Regions from separate parts of the Mus musculus genome. Here region 1 is linked to region 2. The links are chromatin loops, found by intact Hi-C in ENCODE. Cell type or tissue: heart. All regions are shown on one strand. Each heading gives the region's core, and the rest is flanking DNA. Links, peaks and the distances in the headings are about the cores only.

Region 1 (12,787 bases), core at 1,948-9,947, 190 kb before region 2:
TGGAAATTCCCTGTTGTTGATGGCAGAGGCACCCTGTCCCATGGTCCCTCACCCTGGAGCACCAAGGCCACTCAGCTGAAGGCCTCTGTCCAGATTCTCAGCGTGGTCTAGGCTAGTGAGGAGTGATGATGCTTTTGCTGCTGCTGCTGCTGTTGTTGTTGTTGTTGTTGTTGTTGTTGTTGTCGTCGTCGTTGTGTATGAGTGTATCTCTCACCATTGTATATCTAGTGTTCTGCTTGGTACTACTTATGTGCCTGGTGCCCATGGACGCCAGAAGAGGGCATCAGAAAGCCTGCAACTGGGGTTACATAATCTAACACATAGTATCCAGTTGCTTGCTTCAGACAATCTACTAGTCATAATGTAACTGCATAGAGAGCAAGGTTCTGGCTTTATTGAAAGCCCTCTCTGTGCCTGTGCAGGCTACTGAGTCCTAGGTTGGCCACCACTCGTCTCGTTTACGGTTAATTCTACTTCCACTTCTCTCAGGGTCCCGGATCCCTCGAATCTGGATGGGCATAGACTTGAAGGTCCAGCTGCAGAAGCCCCTGGTACTGAACGAGGCAGACAACACAGACTGGCACCTACTGCAAGGTGACAGTGATGTCAGAGTAGAGGTGAGACGCTGGGCTGGATCCCTGGCCTTCCCACAGCTTCCTAGGACTCCTTCAGGGGCCGTAGGCCAACCACTGGCTCATTTGGTGTTGGCTAGAGAAGAGAACATGATTCATCTGATATCCAGTCTGTGTGCTCTCCCGGGGGAAGTGGGGCATGGCTGGGAGGACCCGGGGTTGTCAGAGAACATCAGGAAGTGGCCAGGCTTCATGACCAGTGTCGTGTATAGAGAAAACGTCCGGAAGAAGTGGAGCTGTGGGGACTTAAGGAGGGGACCTACCTGTTCCAACTGACAAGAACTGACTCAGACCAACCAGAGGAAACAGCCAACCTGACTATCACTGTGCTAACTGCCAAGCAGACAGAAGGTGACGGGGGTGGACATGAGGTGCCTGGAGCCCCCTTCCCCCCACTGATAACCCTCTAGTCCAAATTGACAAGTTCTCCTCCATCTAGATTATTGCCTCGCATCCTACAAGGTGGGCCGCTGCCGGGGCTCCTTCCCACGCTGGTACTACGACCCCAAGGAACAGATCTGCAAAAGTTTTACTTTTGGAGGTTGCCTGGGCAACAAGAACAACTACCTTCGTGAGGAAGAGTGCATGCTAGCCTGCAAGGATGTGCAAGGTGGGTCTGTGAAAGGCAGCTTTAGAGCCCAGGTGACTTGGCCCAGGGTGGGTAGTTTTTCAGGTCTGGGAAGTGGACTAGGGGTCCCCGTCATCTCAGCATTGTTAGAGTCTGGCCACACCCCCTATTATTCCTGTTGTTCTCCCCCCTAGGAATCTCACCGAAAAGGCACCATCCAGGTGAGTTTTACTTCTTTTCTTTCCTCCTTTCTTCCCCCTTGTCTTGGTCTTCAGCCCATATGATGACCATATGATGACCCTGATTTTGCTCAGCTCCCACCACCCCAGTGTTATACAAACGCCTAACTCTCCCAACTCAGCAGCTTCCTGTCAGATTCTGCCCGGTTTACAGATGGGAGGAGCTAGGGTTGGTGAGCAGTGGGCTAATGGGAGGCCCAGGCAGATGCTGGTCCCTTGGCACTCAGTGCCTGAGCTTCACCTCCTCCATCCAGTGTGCTCCGGCAGCTGCCATGCCACCCAGTTCCGCTGTAGCAATGGCTGCTGTATCGATGGCTTCCTGGAGTGTGATGACACGCCAGACTGCCCTGATGGCTCCGACGAGGCCACCTGTGAAAAATGTGAGCTGGGGATAGGAGATGGGGCAGGGTCAGGTGGCGATCCTAACAACTCTCCTGTATGCCTCTGGGTTCCCCACGGTTGGCCCTAGCCTCTGACCTCTCATCTCTGCAGACACCAGCGGCTTTGATGAGCTTCAGAATATCCATTTCCTCAGTGACAAAGGTGAGTCTCCCTGTTCCTCTGTGTCACAACAGGTTCTGGCACTGCTGTCCCCACTCCACCCAACCGGCAGTGTCCCAGGGGTTCACTATGTGTACAGGCTGTGAACACACAGGCAGGGCCCGAGCTCTCTTAACTCATCTCCCAGGCACCACTAGTCACTCGTCTGATTATTTCCATCACTGCAGGCTCGTCGAACATATCACTAAATCATATGTGTTCAGGAAATTTCATAGTGCTGTCATACATGGAAAGCCACCATGACTTGACACACTGAAAACCACCCACCTAGCATTGCAAGGAACTGTGCTTGTGTCCCACCACCACTGGGGGATGAGAGGAAAAACAAAACAAAACTACCCAATATGCAAACGTAACATGTATGAAAAATAAAGATAATAGCCTGCTGCTGATGGCTTATGCCAGGAAGATCAGAAGTTCAAGGTCAGCTTCTGCTAAATAGAGTTTAGAGTTAGCCTGGGATACATAGTCAGCTTCTCTATTATAGGAAAAATTGGCTAGGCATGGTGGTGGGTGCCTTTAATCCCAGGCAGATCTCTGAGTGCCAGGAAAGTTAGTGCTACACAAAGAACGTCTACTTCGGGGAAAACTGGGAAGGGGGACAACATTTGAAATGTAAATAAATAAAATAACTAATAGAAAAGAAAATCTACCTCAAACCACTCCCCAAAAACCCAACCACTTCAGCTCAGTGTGTTGAACCTTCATACGGCTACAACTCTTTAATACAGTCCTCCTGTTGTGGGACCTCCAACCATAAAACTATTTCCGTTGCTACTTCATAGCTAATTTTACTACTGTTAATGAATCGGTAATGTCAACATCTGTTTCCCAGTGGTTTTAGGTGAAAGGTCACTCACAGGTGTTGAGACCTCTCTGCTTAAGCTGGGTACTCTTTCTTGCCTAAAGCCCACCCCTTTGGTTAAAAGTTCAAATTACTGGGTGGTAGGAATCAGAGACCTTGACACAGAGAAATTACATTGAAAAAGGAAACTTTGAGGCCAACAAGATGGTTTAACGGGGATAAAGACGCTCAGGCACTCGCTACCAAGCCTGGAATTCATCCTGTTGAAAAGTGACTCCAGTTTGTCCTCTGGCCTCCCTGTGCACATGCCATGCACATAAGTAAACAATGTACCCAGGCGTATCTTTAAAATAGAGTCTAAGTAGTAGTTCTCTTGGAGCTGAAGATTGCTATCCCTTTGTCTGTCTTGCCTTTAGTGAGGCGACATCTGCCCTCAGCCTGGCGTAGGGGGTACTTAGCTATCGTCCTGCGGGGCCTGATGGGTGGCAGCAGGGTGGCTCTTTGGGCTCACTTGCCCCTTCGTATGCTCCCTTACCACAGGGTACTGTGCAGAGCTGCCAGACACTGGGTTTTGCAAGGAGAACATCCCACGCTGGTATTACAACCCATTCAGTGAACGCTGTGCCCGATTCACCTATGGTGGTTGCTATGGGAACAAGAACAACTTTGAGGAGGAACAGCAGTGTCTTGAGTCCTGCCGTGGCATCTCCAGTGAGCAGAGTGGCAGTAGCGGGGTGAAGGGGAAGATTTGGCTAGGCCTGGGCTGGTCCCTCCTCTATAAGTGACTTGATAGCCATGGAGAGGGTGGCAGGGGGCTGTGGTACTGGAACAGGTGAGTCTAAGGACTTACCTAGTGCCGACTGGTTTCTCTATGTCACTTTGCAGAGAAGGATGTGTTTGGTCTTCGGAGGGAAGGCTCCATTCCCACTGTAGGTAAGCCTAGTCTGTCCTGTCACCAGTGTGGATATGTAGGTGTCAGTTCAGGAACGGGCAGCATGTGATTGCTTGTGAATGCCCAGCCTTGCTGAGAGGACCCTGAGATTACCCAGAGTGCACTTGAGTAGTGAGGCCTGACATAGGTAAAGGAGAGGAACTGTGAATTGCTTGCCAATTGTCAGGTATCAGAGCCCCTCTGGGCTTCTAGAAGCAGCTATTCTGAAGGTCTGAGATGAGTGTTCATCTGCTTCTACACATGACATCCCGGTCTTTGTCCATTCCACAGAGTGAGGGTGGTGGGTGTCAGACCAGGCAGGCCTTAGTAATGCCTCATTCTGCTCTTCCCCCAGGCTCCGCTGAGGTAGCTATTGCTGTATTTCTGGTCATCTGCATCATAGTGGTCTTAACCATCCTGGGCTACTGTTTCTTCAAGAACCAAAGAAAGGAATTCCACAGTCCCCTGCACCACCCACCTCCCACACCAGCCAGCTCCACTGTTTCCACCACAGAGGACACAGAGCACCTGGTCTATAATCACACAACCCAGCCTCTCTGAGCCTGGGACTCTTGCCAGTCTTACCAGGTCCTGCTTGCCAAGACAGAAGCTAGAACCTGGAAAAACTTGGGGACCAGACTCTTCCTACCTCTTTCCTGGGCATACTTACTCTGTCTCAGAAGACAGATCTCTGGGCCTCTCGCAGGAGTCTCAGCTGCACTCAGGCCAGTTCTGGAGAAGGCCCAAGAGTCTGGAAGGAGCAGAGCAGCCTTGAGCCAGGAGTACTGTATATAGAAGGACCTGCTTATCCAAGAGCTGGAGAAAGTTGGTGTTTTGTGTCTTGTTCAAAGCTGCCCATCACCATCCGATGACGCTAGGACCTTGAGTGGTATCAGAGGCCAGAAGCCACACACTGCCTTCCACATCTGTCCCTCCACTCTGCAACAGGCTGAAGGATGTGTGTCTCTGCACACACTGAAGGATGTGTCTTTGTAGTTTGTGCTGTAAATAATTGCTTTTGGGGCCCCAGGGTCATAGCTCAGTGGTAGAGTGTGTGTGGTCACCCTGAGCTCTCTACACCGAACCACAAGCTACATTAAATTACAAAATAAAGTGTTGTGTTTGTTGAGCTCCTCCCACCCCCACCCCCCACCCTCTTAGTTTCCAGTGCTGATGTGAAACTTGCCATGTGCAAGGCAGGTGCTGTGCCACTGAGCTATCTCCTCAGCCCTGGTTTGTGGGGTTGCTGGGGGGGGGAGGGGGCAGACAACTCCTGTCCAACTGGCTCAGCCTTTGGCCACCCTGTCCAGCAGGTTTTCCCTGTCTCTCCTGAAACTGCCCTGGCTCCTCAGGATAGAGAAAAATGTCACCTTTGACCACCAGAGTGGAGAGCCATGGGGGTGTTGGCCCCGCTGTGCAGGGTTTCTCTGGTTGCCAACACCACACCTACGCAGAGGGGGGGGTGAGGTTCAGCCGTGGTTGGGGGCTTGAACCCTGGCAGTCACTGCCATGTCACTGGGCATAGGCTATCCGTGCCCATCTGAGAGCCTGTGGCTGAGGCTCCAAGCTCCTCCCTAGTGGCCATTAGCTGAGGCACACCACTCCAGTCACCCCTCTCCAGGGCTCAAGCCACTTAGAGGTGCCAAAAGAGACTTGAAGAGATTGCACAGATCTGTGTGCCAAACACTGCGGGTCCGTACACATTTAATACTGTTGGGGTGCTTCTCAAATGCTCTACACAACACTTCATTTGCCCAACACACTGCCTTGTGCTGTTAATGGCATTCACAGGCCAGGAGGTTGACAGCAAAGCTGGAGTTCCCCAGTTCTAAGATTTATGGTAGAACTGGATCTGAACCCTGGTAGGGTGGCCCAAAGGTCCCATGTTCCAGGAAAGGTTAAGCAAGCTTGCCGGCTGTGCATATCTCTACCTTCCTGTCCACCAGGCTAGCCCTCTGTCTGTCTGCGGTGCCTATTTCTGTACCTGCGGTGCTGCTGTGTTGGACCACATCTTTTCTCATCACTCAGCTAAGCTCTGAACCTTAGCTGGCCCAGGTGGCTGGCACACCCTGCTCCACACCCTGGGTTTGCCAACAGGACCCTGAGCACATAGCATCCTTTCTTTTGTCTGTGTATCCGTCTCCCTCCTAGGTTGTGAGCTCCTGGAGTCACAGATGGCATCTGAGTCATCCGTATCTAGCATGCCATGTTCCCTCAACTACCTTGGTTAATGGCAGTTACCCATCGAGGGCTGAGTACACACAGGGGTGGAGTTTGTTCCTTTTGTCCCATTTCAGGGGCCATGGGATTTTTTCTCACTTAACCTGACAGCCATTTACCCACACTAAGGCTCGAAAAAGACATATTACCATCTTGATTCTTTGTAAAGTACAGGTTGGTGTAATTAATGATTCAAAGACTATCCAATTTCTAGGAGGGGTGGTCAACATAGCAGGTGCCTAGCAAGTGTTCGTTTGAAAGGAGCAGCCTGTCTGGGAGTGGTAGATGTGTATGTGCCGAGCAGACAAAACGCCTGTATTAATCAGCCCACCTGCGGTGACTGGCTAGAGGAGGAGGAATCTCGCAGCAGCCACCAGGGGGCGCACTTACCATTTGCTCCTCAAACCTGCTCCTTATCTCTGGATCTCTGCTCTCGGTTTCATCGCCACCTGAATAATGCTTTGTCATGCCTTCCTGATTCCCTGCTTGGCACCAGCAATTGCCTATGCCTCAGGTGTTGTTTTGCCTCAAGAAAAGCACCTTTGCCCCATGCAGCACTTGTCTCAAAAAACTTAACAAGTTTGTTAAGCCTTAAGCTCACTGTGTGAACCTTGCCCCGTGTCTGCCCTGGATTGTTTGGCGATCCTTAGAGCAGGGCCTGAGTCTTACCCCAGTTGTGTATATGAAGTACTCAGAAAACAGCAGCTGTAAAGAGGCTGCTAGAGCTGTGCGAAGTGAGAAGCTGGAGACAGTACAGGTGTGGAGTGCTTGCCCAGCATGCATAGTTCTGGATTTGGTTCCCAACACTGGGGAAGAAAAAGAGAAAGTAGGTCAGTGAGCTTGGCCAGCAGGTAAAAGTGATAGTTCCACAAGTCTGATGACCTGGGACCAATAACGTTTGATCCTGGGACCTCACTGCAAAGTAGAAGAGCCAGGCATGGTGGCACACTTTTACCCCCAGCACTTGTGAATCGGACAGCTGTCTGATCTACATCTCGAGTTCTGTGGCAAGTTGGGTTACACAGTGAGACCTTGACTCAAAGAATTAAATAAATAAAAAGTGGAAGAGAGAACCATCTGCAGGTAGTCCTCCTCTCCCTGAACTCTGTGGTTGGTGTGTTTACATCACACACACAATAGTAAGACAGTGCTATGATTTATCTTTCTTTATGTGTAGGTGTCTATATCTGTGCATGGGTATGTGTGAAGGCGGGAGGCATCAGAAACCCTGTTGCTGGAACTCCAGTCTGTTATGAGCTGCCTGATGTGCTAGGAGTTAAACTTGGGTCCTCCGGAAGACCAGCAATACACTAGCCACACAGCCAACTGTCCAGCCACACAGCCAACTTTCCAGCCCCATTTTTTAAAAAGGGGTTATAGATATGGTTGGATGTGTGTTTAATCCCAGCACTTAGGAATCAGAGTCTGGCAGATCTCTGAGTTTGAGACCAGCCTGGTCCACATGGTAAGTTCAAGGCCTGGGCTGGCGAGATGGCTCAGTGGGTAAGAGCACTGTGTACTTATTTATAATAATAAATCTTTGGGCAGGAGAGAGCAGGGACCGAGCGAGCAGAGGTCCTAAAATTCAATTCCCAACACCACATGAAGGCTCACAACCGTCTGCACAGCTACAGTGTTACATAAAATCAATAAACAAATCTTAAAAGTTTCAGGCCAGCCAGTGGGACTTTGTCTCAAAATTTTTTTAAAGATTTATTTATTATTATATCTAAGTACACTGTAGCTGTCTTCAGACACTCCAGAAGAGGGTGTCAGATCTCATTACAGATGGTTGTAAGCCACCATGTGGTTGCTGGGATTTGAACTCAGGACCTTTGGAAGAGCAGTCAGTGCTTTTACCTTCTGAAGCCATCTCACCAACCCCGATTGTCTCAAATTTTAAAATTAAAAAAAGGGGATAGAGAGAAATTTCAGTATGTCTCTGGGTAAAAGCACTTGCCTGAGCTCAGTGCCCAGGACACACACACACACACACACACACACACAGACACACACACACACACTGTAGTTTGTTTGTTTGTTTGTTTGTTTTTAAAGATTAGCCTGGAGGCTGAGCAGTGGTTCTACACACCTTTAATTCCAGCACTCAGGAGGCAGAAGCACGCAGATGTCTAAGTTCAAGGCAAGCCTACTCTACAGAATGAGTTCCAGGATAGCCAGGGCTACACACAGAAACCATGCCTCAAAAATAAATAAAGATTAACCTGGGAAAAAATAGAAAGACTCTTGTCTCCTAAAAGAAAAACTAAGCAAGAAATAGCTTCATAGGCTGGAGAGATGGCTCAGTAGTTAAGAGCCCTGATTGCTCTTCCAGAGGTCCTGAGTTCAATTCCCAGCAACCACATGGTGGCTAACAACCACCTGTAATGGAATCTGATGCCCTCTCTGGTGTGTCTAAAGACAGCTACAGTGTACTCACATACATAAAATAAATCTTTAAAGAAAGAAAGGAAGGAAGGAAGGAAGGAAGGAAGGAAGGAAAGAAAGAAGAAAGGAAGGAAGGAAGAAAGAAAGGGCTTCACATACTAGGTATTAAGTAGAAGAGTGAAAATTCTAAAGAGATGCTTGGGTTTAATTTTGTTCTTTATGCTAGTGTGCAGGTGCACATGTGTGTGGTTTTGGAAGCCAGAGAACAGTCTTGGGTTTCCTTCTTCAGGTGCCGTCTATTTTCTCATTTGAGATCAGCTCCTTCCCTGGCCTAGAGCTCACCAACTAGGCTGGTTGTCAGGCCAATGGTCCCTAGGATTCTACCTGCCTCTGTCTCCCCTGGTGCTAGGAATGCAGGCAAGCACCATCATCCCGAGCCTGTTCACATAGGTTCTGGGGATTAGGTTCTGTTCCTTGAGCTAAGCTGTTTCTCCAGCCTTGCTTTGTTTTCCTAAAGCAGGCTCTCATTCTGAAACACGGGGCTGGGGCAGGATGTGGTGACCCATCCTTTAATCCCAGTCCTAGGGAATCAGAGACAGGTGGGTTTCTGTGAGTTTGAGACAAGCCTGTTTTACAATAGTGAGTTCCAGGACAGCCAGAGCTACATAACAGAAAAGTCCTTTTTTTCCCCCAACATATTTTTATAGATTATTTGGGAATTTCAATATCATCTCTTCTCAGTTCTCACAGGTCTGCTCCCCAACCCTCGTGACCCCACCCCCACAAAAAAAATGAAGAAGAAAAAAATTCAATTTGTGTTGCCCATATCCTACTCACAGGAGCATGGTCAAATTCCCAGTGCCAGCCCCTTAAAGGAAACTGAGTCCTCCCTACCTACACCCCTGCGGAAGCCATTAACTGTAGAGAGCTACACTTCAGAATCCCTATCACAACTTTTAAGAGCGAGAGAGCCTGTCTTTAGAAAGGAAGGAAGGAAGGAAGGAAGGAAGGAAGGAAGGAAGGAAGGAAGGAAGGAAGGAAGGGAGGGAGGGAGGGAGGAAGGGAGGAAGGAAGGAAGGGAGGAAGGGAGGGAGGGAGGGAGGAAGGGAGGGAGGGAGGAAGGGAGGAAGGAAGGACACTCTGGGTTACAGAGGGAGTTCAAACCCAGCCTGATAACTAAATGAGACCCTACTTCAAAATAAAAGGTAAGCAAGGGACAGAAACTAGATATAGCCCCGTGGGAAGCATTTGCCTAGCACGTTCAAGACTCAATCTCCAGCTCCGAAATGAATGAATGAATCAATCAATCGATGATACGTGATATGCTGGTTTGTTTTTATGGACTTGATATAAACCAGAGTCACTCAGAAAAGGGAACCTCAGCTGAGAGACTGTTTCTGTCAGCATGGACCCTAGGCGTGTCTGTGGGGGCATTTTCTTGATTAATAATTGGTGGGGGAGGGCTCAGCCCACTCTGGGCAGGTGCCTGGGGCTTATAAGAACAGTCGCTGAGCAAGTCGGTAAGCAGCTACCTCCTATCTCTGACCCTTCCTGGGTTCACGCCTGGACTGTGACTGAGATGTCTTCGCTTGTTTTTGATCATGGCGCCAGATCACAGTAACAGCAAACTGGGACAAATGGCGATTGTGATATGCTACAACACAGATGAAATTTGAGATTATGATAAGTGAAAAAAGCTAGGGGTTTTAAAGGCATATTGTATGACTCCAATTGTATAAGTATTCAAAATTATAGAGTACTGCTGTGCTTTTAGGGAAGGTAGGGAGAGGTTTAATGGGTATGATATTTCAGCTTTGTGAGGTGAAAAGAATTCTAGGAATGGATAGTGGTGATTGCATAATGGTATGATTGCACTTTGTGCCCCAAACTAGTCCCATAAGGAAAATTAAAGCCAGGCACAGAGGTGTGCGCCTAAGTCCCAGCACTCAGGAGATAAAGGCATTAAGATTGTGAAACTGAGAGCAGCCTGGGCTACACATAAAGACCCTCTCTCGAAAAACAAAGTTTTATGTCCTTTGAATTTTACCACAATAAAAACAATTAGAGCTTCTGGTGTCCATCCGTGCCGGGAGCTGATCCTGTGCCACAGCAATCCACACCCAAATACTGCCGGGAGAGAGCTTGTTTCCCAGGAGTGCTGACAAGCCTGTGAGCACAGAATCCCCTGGTGATGTTCCCGAACATCCATTGTTTATCACAGTGGGTGACTGACTGGATTCTATAAAGACGGGCAATGCAAGAGTAACTTCCTAGCAGTGGGTTTTACAACGTTTGATCTGATTTCAAGAATGAGCATAGATGACATTAGGGGAGTTCAGAGTCACACTTATCAGACATCAGAGACAAATAGCATCATACAAACTCTGCATTTACATATGATGCACATACAGGAGAAAGGGTTTCATGTATGTAAGTACTATAAACAACGGCATCTTGTGCCTCAGTATTTCTACGAAGAAAGATGTTCCCTCCTCGGCTCGTTCTTCTGATTCTCCAGCCTTCCCTTCACCACCCACCGTCTCTTGTTGAGACTGAGGCTGCGCACCTTACGATTACGCTTCCACCCTGGACTTCAGTGTCATGCTGCACAGGTCCTCTCTGAATAGCATGCAAGCAAAACTCTGGCCCACGGCAGATCATCACTGCACGATAATACTCATATAAGCAACAGCATGGATGTGTAACTTTGTAGAGAAATGATTGGGAAGTGTTCCTGGACTTAACCTAAAGGAATTTGTCCTTAAGTGTGTCATCTTCAAAGATGTATGTGGAGTTTGATGATAGATAAGAAGGAGATAGCAGACCATTCGTTCATGTTTTGTGATCAAGTAGCTTCCAATGTCACATACTTCTTTTTCAATAGTTTTACTCAGCTGTATAGGTTTTTTTTTGTTGGTTTTTTTTGTTTTTGTTTTTTCAGATTTATTTATTTTACTTATATGAGTACACTGTAACTGTCTTCAGACACACCAGAAGAGGACATCAGATCCCATTACAGATGGTTGTGAGCCATCATGTGGTTGCTGGGAATTGAATTCAGGACTTCTACTTTTTTAGACCCTGCTTGCTCCAGCTCCGCTCACTCTGGCCCAAAGATTTATTTATTATTATATGTAAGTATAATAATATACTGTAGCTGTCTTTAGACACACCAGAAGAGGGCGTCAGATCTCATTACAGATGGTTGTGAGCCACCATGTGGTTGCTGGGATTTGAACTCAGGACCTTTGGAAGTGCAGTCAGTGCCCTTACATGCTGAGCCATCTCTCCAGCCCCCAGCTCTACAGGTTTTGTTGTTGTTTTATTTTAAATGACTTAACTGTTGGTGCCTGATGTTGTTACAATGATTTGCAGAGATAATTAATGATTCCATGTACTGCAATTGTATCCGGTGTGACTACAGTATGAAGGGCATTGTTGGGGAGGGAGATGGACAAAAATACTGTGCTTTTAAATCTTCTTCTTCTTCTTTTTTCTTTAAGATTTATTTATTTACTTTATGTATGTGAGTACACTGTAGCTGTACAGATGGTTGTGAGCCACCATGTGGTTGCTGGGACCTGAACTCAGGACTCAGAAGAGCAGTCAGTGCTCCTACCCACTGAGCCATCTTGCCAGCCCTTAAATCTTCTCAAACAAACAAACAAACACACAAACAAAAAACTGGAAAGGTAAGCAGGTACATTTGAATAGAGGCTATATTACAGGAGAACATGCCACAAGGAGAGAGTCAGAGGGAAGAGGCAAAACTGAGTCAGATGGTCAAGATAACCTGTGCAAAGGGCACAGAAGCTATGGTATGAGGGCCGGCCGAAGGTTGCCCACTGGCAGCCTGCAATAGTACTGTCACCAAACAGTTAAATTCTTTAAATAGCTGCCAGTGATATAGACTCAGGACATTTCATTAAATGCATATACACACGCCTCACTTCCTGGTGGCCCTGTCAATCCAGAGCTTAAGCATTCAACATTGGAGCCATCTTCTGCCTCCCCTGTACCGGAGACTCATCTCCAGAAGTTATTGCTCCTAAAGTGCAAACAAACAATGACAAAACGGTGCTGTTGTCTGGTGTGACAGTGTGACACGGTAACCTCAGCACCTGCAACACAAGTTCAAGGTTAGCCTGGTTTGAGGTCAGCCCAGGCTACATGAGACCCCATCTGAAAAAAACTAAATAAGTAAAACCATTAAAATGTAAAACCTTGTGATTTCCCCCCAAATCAGCCTTACTATCTGAGCAGCCCTGAACAAGGACTGGTTTTGCCTTGCTGACCAAGATCATTCCTCACCCAAGAACCAAGACTGGAGCCCAAGCAGGTAACTTCCCCAGGGAATGATTGTCAAGAGCCACACCTGGAAATCTTGAACCCAGAAGCCCTGAGTCTCACCCAGGGAGGTGAGTAATCCACTCTGACCACAGG
Region 2 (8,000 bases), core at 1-8,000:
AAAAACATTATGTCACACTTTATAAGAAACGTTTTTTTGATGTATATGTATGTGTAAATATGAGTAAGCATATAGATGTGGTGATAAAAAGGGCAATTTTCCAGAGCTGGTTCTCTCCTTCCACTATTGGTTCTAGGGATTAAATGCACATTAATTATTAACCTTGCTCAGCTTGAAGGTGTGACTGAACAGACAGCTCAGTAGTTAGACCACTTGGAGTGTGTATGGTGGCTCAGAATCACTTGTAACTCTAGCTCAAGAGGATCTGATGCCCTCCTCTCTAGCCTCTTAAGAATCCTACATATGGGCTGGAGAGATGGCTCAGCGGTGGAGAACACTGACTGTTCTTCCAAAGGTTCTGAGTTCGAATCCCAGCAACCACATGGTGGCTCACAACCATACATAACGAGATGTGATGCCCTCTTCTGGTGTGTCTGAAAACAGCTACAGTGTACTTAACATATAATAATAAATAAATCTTTAAAAAAAAAAAGAATTCTACATATATTTGTTGTACAAATACAATTTTTTAAAAATAAATCTTTTTTTAAAAAGTCTCTTTTTAAAGTCCAAATGATTGCCTGTAGAAGAAAAACATTTTATTCAAATAATAAAAACATATTTGACCCATATTCAGAAACATATTATAGATTTTGTATACATGAGGATTTACTCAGGCCAAAGAGAATGACAGAGCAAGAGGACAGGAGAGCAAGAGAGCGAGAGAGAGCGAAAGAGAGAGAGAGAGAGAGAGAGAGAGAGAGAGAGAGAGAAAGAAACTGAAGTTACCTGACTCCAGAATCTCCGGATAACTTTTCTATCATGAGGATTTCCCCAATATGGTAGCACCTGGAAAACAGATCATTACCTTATTTTGTTTTTGAAAATAAACTAAAAGCATTATCAATAATGTTATTCTGAATTACTTAGTAAGAAACTATTAAGAGGCCAGGCAGTGGTTGTCCAGGCCTTTAATCCCAGCACTTGGGAGCCAAAGGCAGGTGGATTTCTGAGTTCCAGGCCAGCCTAGTCTACAGAGTAAGTTCCAGGACAGCCAGAACTATACAGAGAAACCCTGTCTCGAAAAAACAAAGACAAACAAACAAAAAAAAAATCAAAACAAAAGCAAACAAAAAACCTTGGCAAATCACATTTTATGAGAAAAATAAAGAAGTTGTAAGGAGCCGGGCTGTGGTGGTGCACACCTTTAACCCCAGCACTCGGGAGGCAGAGGCAGGCAGATTTCTGAGTTCAAGGCCAGCCTGGTCTACAGAGTGAGTTCCAGGACAGCCCGGGCTACACAGAGAAACCCTGTGAAAAAACAAACAAACAAACAAACAAAAAAGTTGTAAGGAGAAGACGTCCTAGTCAAAACCATACACATTTTTCAGACACCAACACCAAATACAGTAAATTTCCAGATCTCAGCAACACAGACCTGTACCTGATAAAATTTAGTTATAACCCTAAGTAAAACTTCCATCTGACAAGAAAGTAAATACATTTTCAACACTCTAAGAGAAATGGCAATAAAAAAATGAATTGACTGTGCTGGGGTCAGCAAATCCTTTGTAAACTCTAAGCTCTGCAGTCCATGTTGTCTAAAAATCATCATTAATGATTATTAATGATCTATCAACAAAACGGTCTGATTATAAAATAGTGGGTATAGATACATATCTAAAAGATACATATTTGAATTCCATGTTGTGTATTATGAGGTATGTTTTAATTGGTAATTTAAAACTGTGCAATCTAATCTTAGTTTACAGACCACATAAACAGGTTTCTAAATAGCCAGAAATATAGTATGACCCAGTAAATCAATTTGGACATATGTCCTATAGTAATGAAAACAAGACATGTAATTCAAACAAAAATGTACATGAATGTTTATAACTCTGTGCCTGAGGGCACCAAAAGGTGAAAAACACCCTAAAATCCATCAAAAGATGAGCAAGAACCAAAATGAAATATACAGAGAATTTTTAGCTATAGACAAAAGAAAATGAAGCATTCATGTTACAGTGAGGATGAGCCTGGACTTTTTATGCTGAATGAAAGAAGCCCAGCATGTAAGGCTGTATACTGCATGGTTTCCAGTCACAGGAAGTATTTGGCAAATAAAGATTTGTGTTTTCCAGAGGCTAGAGGCAAAAGGAAATAAGAAATTACTGTTTAATGAACATAGGTTTAAGGGTAGGGCAAAGACAATAGGGATGAGAGCAGTGACAGCCGTAAACACTTACATACTTAAAGCTACTGAACCGCACTTTTAAATCTTTATAAGAGCAGGGGTTTTTATTACACTTATTTTATATGTCTGTGAATGTGCATATATCCATGTGTGCCACAGCACAGGGCACAAGTCAAAGGACAGCACGCAGAATTCAGCTCTCTCTGTCATCTGAGTGCTAGGGCCTGAATTCAAATCTCTAGGTTTGGTGGCTCTGCCTCCACTACTTGGTCTAGCCTGCCTACCCTGGTATTTTTTGGCTTGTCTGACTTTTTGAGATAGTTTTGCTAAGTAGTCCTGGTTGGCCAGGAAATTTACTACATAGATTAGGGTGGCCTTGAACTTATAATCCTCTGCCTCATCCTCTTGAGTATTAAGATAACAGGTATAGGGGCTGGCGAGATGGCTCAGCAGGTAAGAGCACTGACTGCTCTTCCGAAGGTCCTGAGTTCAAATCCCAGCAACCACATGGTGGCTCACAACTACCTGTAATGAGATCTGATGCCCTCTTCTGATGCATCTGAAAACAGCTACAGTATACTTAATGAATAAATCTTTGGGACTGAGCAAGCAGAGTTGACCTGAGTAAGTGGGGCAACCAGAGCAACGGAGCAAGCAGAGGTCCTAAAAATTCAATTCCCGGGGCTGGTGAGATGGCTCAGCGGGTAAGAGCACCCGACTGCTCTTCCGAAGATCAACCACATGGTGGCTCACAACCATCTGTAATGAGATCTGACTCCTTCTTCTGGAGTGTCTGAAGACAGCTACAGTGTACTTACATGTAATAAATAAATAAATCTTTAAAAAAAAATTCAATTCCCAACAACCATATGAAGGCTCACAACCAGCTGTACATGTACTCATATACATAAAATAAATAAATAAATCTTTAAAAAAACAAAAAACAAACAGGGCTGGTGAGATGGCTCAGTGGTTAAGAGTACCACCTGCTCTTCCGAAGGTCCCGAGTTCAAATCCCAGCAACCACATGGTGGCTCACAACCATCAGTAACGAAATCTGATGCCCTCTTCTGGAGTATCTGAGGACAGCTACTTAAAAAAAAACAAAAAACAAACAGTATTGTCTTAGCCCTTTGGTGGCGAATAGTGTTATTTAAAAAAAAAAAAAAGATAAAAGGCATATATCACTCTCTTGAGAAAATAATAAATTTTTATGGTGTGAGTATTTTATAATATAAAATAAGTAAAATAGAAAACTCAAGAGGGGACACTTATAATTAGGTCCAGATTCTATTTTATATTCACTATGCTAGTATTAAAATGAAATTCAATAAACAAATATACAAGATGGACACTGAATATGCACATGAACGTTCAGCTCTAAGCACTAATAAAGGAGAGATATGAAGGGAGACTTAAAGCAGTAGTTCTCAGCCTCCCTAATGCTACAACTCTTCAATATAGTTCTTCACGCTGTGGTGACCACCAAACATACTTGTATTTTCACTGCTACTTCATAATATATTTTTCTGGTGTTATGAATCATAATGTAAATATCTGATGTGCAGGATATAGGTGTGAACCCTGTAAAAGGATTGGTTGTCACAGACTGACAACTGTTGCCTTAAAGTAATACCATGCTGCCATCTATTGGCCAGTGGAGGAGCAGCACAAACCTTCAGTGGCAGTATAGAAATTAAGAACTATTTTTTTGACATTGTATTCAACATATATCTAGCCATTATTTGAAAAGAAGAAAAACCAAAATATTATTTTCATTTTTCATATGCCCATAAATGGAATAAATCTTACATCCTTAGAGAACTGAAAATAAGTCGGCCTCACATGTAACAACAGTATAGGTATGGGCCAACATGTCCAGCACAAAACCTATTTACCTTGTGTCTACATCATACTCAAGTCGATACAACACACTTCTTGATTTTTTGAGGCAGGGCTTCATGCTGGCCTGGGACCTACTATATAGCTGAGTGTCCCCAGCTTCAGGTCCTTCTGCTTCCACCTTCCTTGTGCCAGGAAACAAGCCAGTTTTATGAAGTGTTAGGTGTTAGGGATCAAATTTGTGGTTTCATTTATAGCAACCAAGGAGTCTATCAATTGAACAAAATCTCTAGCCCAGTCAATCTTATTTTTTCCTCTCTGAATTAGTTAAATCAATTTTTACATTATATGTGTTAGCCATTATAAGCAGGACCAAGACTACCTTTAGAGTATTAAGAAAAATGAATTAATATGAATAGACTAAAATACAATGTAAAATTTGGAAAAATATACTTTGAAACAAGATAGATATTTCTATCATTTCACCATGACCATCAATTGATATGGAAAATGCCATAATTAACTTAAATTGGACTTTGAATTTCTCACTTACATAGTATAAAGATATACGTATTGGCTCTCTTATTACTCTCATAAGTAATTTTTCTAAGAAAGAAATATAAGGCAGCTGGGAATGACGACTCTCACTTCCAGCACTTGGCAGGTTGAGGCAAGAAGATCAGGAGGTCAAAGTCATTCCCAGTCACTCGACAAGTTCAAAGCCAGCCCAGGTACACCAGACTATTTATCAACAAACAAAGCAAAACAAACAAACAGCTAGACGTCATGTTTCACCTAGAATCCCATCAGTTAGAAACAGAAGCAGGCTGACTACCTATCACAAGTTCAGAGCCAGCCTGGACAACATAGTGGATTCTAAGATAGGCTCCTGGAGTACTGGAGGTAGAGTATAGTTCTGTCTCTAAAACAGAAGAAAACAAATGAAGCAAATACAGATATAAGGGACTTGATAGGTAGTTCACTTTGTACAGTGACAGTCTAGCCTGCATGAAGCTCTGTGATTCCTAAAGCCACATAAACCTTGTGTGGTGGCATATATACTTAGAAACACTGGCTACATAACAAGTCTGAGGACAGCATATAACACATAAGACTGTATCAAGGAAAACAAACATATGGAGGCTGAAGAGATGGCTTAGCAGTTCAGAGTACCCACTGCTCTCCTCAAGCACCTGAGTTTGGTCCCCAGCACCTGTATCAGGCAGTTCCCAAGCACCTGTAACTCCAGTTCTAGAAGATCCAACTACCCACACATAACTATGCACATTGAAAATAAAAAGTAGAAGAGTGGGGTGCACATCCTTCATCCCAGCAATCAGGAGACAGAGAGAGGGAACCAAAATGAGAAAATGCCTCCATAATATTGGCCTGTATACCAGGTGTGGTAACACAGGACTTTATTCACAGCACTCTGGAGGTAGGGACCAATGGATCTCTAGGAGTTCAAGGCCAGCCTGGTCTATATAGAGAGTTTCAAGATAGACAAGGTTGCATATAGAGACCCTGTCTCAAACAAATAAACAAACAAAACAAAACAAAAAAGCAAAAAAAAAAAAAAAAAAAAAGAAAAAGAAAAAGAAACAAAACCAAGATTAGCCTCTAAGCAAGTCTGTAAGTGATAGATGTGGAAGGTCCTATCCTGCAGCGGGCGGGGCCACACCTTCATAGATGACTGATGAAAAAGGCAGGCTGAGCAAACTATGAGAACAAACCAGTAAGCAGCACACTAGTTCTAAGGCCTCTGCTTCAATACCTGCCTCCAGGTTCCCGATTGCTTGAGCTCCTGCTCAGAATTCCTTAAAGGATGATGAAATATAAAGCTGTGAACTAAAATGAACCCTGTCTTCTGTGCTGCTTTCGGTTACAGTGTTTACTACAGCACAGAAGTCTAAGACAATTAGACAGCAGTAAACAAGGGTCAGAAAGCTTATCTTAAAGAACAAGAGGATCTTTACCTTAAATTTAGGAACAAATCTTGTAAACTCCTGGTGCCAATTATTAAGTGTAGAAGCAGGTGAAATTATTAAGAAAGGTCCCCAAATGTTTTCTCTCTGCAACAGAAAATGAGGTTAGCCTGCTGTAGGAAAACTGAAGTTATTTAATCCTAAATAATCAACCCATGACAAGAGAAGTTTAAAAATAGATATTACTGTAACAAGAGAAACTGTGCCTATCTCCCAAGTGTCTACACATATCTTTCAATGAAAAGCAATGTTAGTATAAAAATGACACACTAAGGAGGTAAAGTACTAAGCAGTGACACTCGTGACTTTTGGGTCTTAATTTCATTCATAACATGTGCATGACATGGAGCTGGAGAAATGGCTCAATGGTTAAGAGCACTGATTGCTCTTCAAGAGGTCCTGAGTTCAATTCCCAGCAATCACATGGTGGCGCACAACCATCTGTAATAGAATCCAATGGCCTCTTCTAGTGTCTGATAGCAACGGTGTACTCATATACATAAAATAAATAAATCTTTTAAAAAAATGTGTGTGTAACATACTAATTCACTTTTATTTGTTCTACGATGTTATCACAATTTCACTGTTAATAAAGTAGAAGAATGCTAATTTTTTCATAGTATGTATTACACATTTTCTCATTTAAATTTTATAAAATCTGCCAGGTGGCAGTGGTGGTGGCCACAGTATAGTCCTTTAATCCCAGCACTCAGGAGGCAGAGGCAGGTGAGTCTCTAAGTTCAGGCCAACCTGTTCTACAGAGTGAGTTTCAGGACAGCTAGAGTTATACCTGACTAAACGCTGTCTCAAAAAAAAAAAAAAAAAGAGGGGCTGGAGAGATGGCTCAGCGGTTAAGAGCACTGACTGCTCTTCTGAAGGTCCCTCTTCCGGTGTGTCTGAAGTATACTTATATTTAATAATAAATAAATCTTTGGGTGGGATAGAGCGGGCTTGAGCAAGCAGAGTTGAATTTCCAGAAATCACATGATGGCTCACAACCATCTGCACAGCTACAGTGTACTCATATATATAAAATAAATAAATAAATAAATAAATCTTTTTAAAAAAGAGAGAGAAGAGGAAGAAGAGGAGGAGGAAGAGAAGGGGAGAAAAATTATTGCTGTAAGGTATATATTACCTCTGATTTGGAAAAAGTAGACAACTAGGCACCAGAGATTTAAAGACTCACCTCAAAGAGGATAAGTCGGCTGACTATATGACATGGCTAGAAAAAGTAGTGTTGTGATGGAAATCCACTACCAATTTTTTTTTTTTTTTTTTGGTTTTTCGAGACAGGGTTTTTCTGTATAGCCCTGGCTGTCCTGGAACTCACTTTGTAGACCAGGCTGGCCTCAAACTCAGAAATCCGCCTGCCTCTGCCTCCCGAGTGCTGGGACAAAAGACGTGCACCACCACGCCTGGCTCCACTACTAATTCTTGCAACCATAAAGTCCTTGACACTATATCAGTACTTCTTAAAAGGAAGTAAAAGACAAGAATTCTAGCTATACTTGTTCAAATACTGTTTTGGCCCCACTGAGAACAAAAAAGGTCTGGGGCTGTAGATAGCTCCAGTTAAAAGCACTGGCTACTCTTTCAGAGGACCTGAGTTTAATTCCTAGGACCCACGTGGTAGCTAACAACTGTCTATAATTCCAGTTCCAGGGGATCCAATGCCCTCACACAAACATATATGCAGTTAAAAACCAATGCAAATAAATAAATCATTATTTTAAAAACGTCTTGAGCTGGGCGGTGGTGGCACACGCCTTTAATCCCAGCACTCAGGAGGCAAAGGCAGGCAGATTTCTGAGTTCCAGGCCAGCCTGGTCTACAAAGTGAGTTCGAGGACAGCCAGGGCTATACAGAGAAACCCTGTCTCGAAAAAACAACAACAACAACAAAAAAGTCTTCAGGTATAGCAACAAATTCGGCTATTTTCATATACTACCAAGAGTAACACTGCTTTTAAGTGG

Evidence for each region. A loop is a pair of places that touch in the nucleus more often than their neighbours do. Peaks named below come from ENCODE experiments on the same cell type or tissue, not always from the same donor. Only the 100,000 strongest peaks of a DNase experiment are listed, where the experiment ranks them.
Region 1: a loop joins it to region 2, with 9 times the contacts of the local background. A loop is called at or near these places in 9 of 42 quality-filtered maps.

What each region holds. Positions count from the first base shown.
Region 1 is chr2:119,244,666-119,257,452 of GRCm38, forward strand. It overlaps Spint1 (serine protease inhibitor, Kunitz type 1), which reads left to right. Exons shown (of 11, transcript NM_016907.3): 3 at 490-617; 4 at 845-983; 5 at 1,072-1,242; 6 at 1,395-1,421; 7 at 1,694-1,819; 8 at 1,932-1,982; 9 at 3,346-3,516; 10 at 3,691-3,738; 11 at 4,092-4,849. The coding sequence ends at 4,297. Among named protein-coding and RNA genes, the nearest start is that of Spint1, 14 kb to the left of the region's middle. In heart, for the core only: no CTCF peak of the experiment used is centred there; a DNase peak (open chromatin) is centred at 6,346; H3K4me3 peaks cover 332 bases; H3K27me3 peaks cover 3,871 bases.
Region 2 is chr2:119,433,360-119,441,359 of GRCm38, forward strand. It overlaps Ino80 (INO80 complex subunit), which reads right to left. Exons shown (of 36, transcript NM_026574.4): 14 at 6,016-6,111; 15 at 790-849. Among named protein-coding and RNA genes, the nearest start is that of Ino80, 40 kb to the right of the region's middle. In heart, for the core only: CTCF peaks have their summits at 3,164 and 3,856 (motif pointing left); no DNase peak of the experiment used is centred there.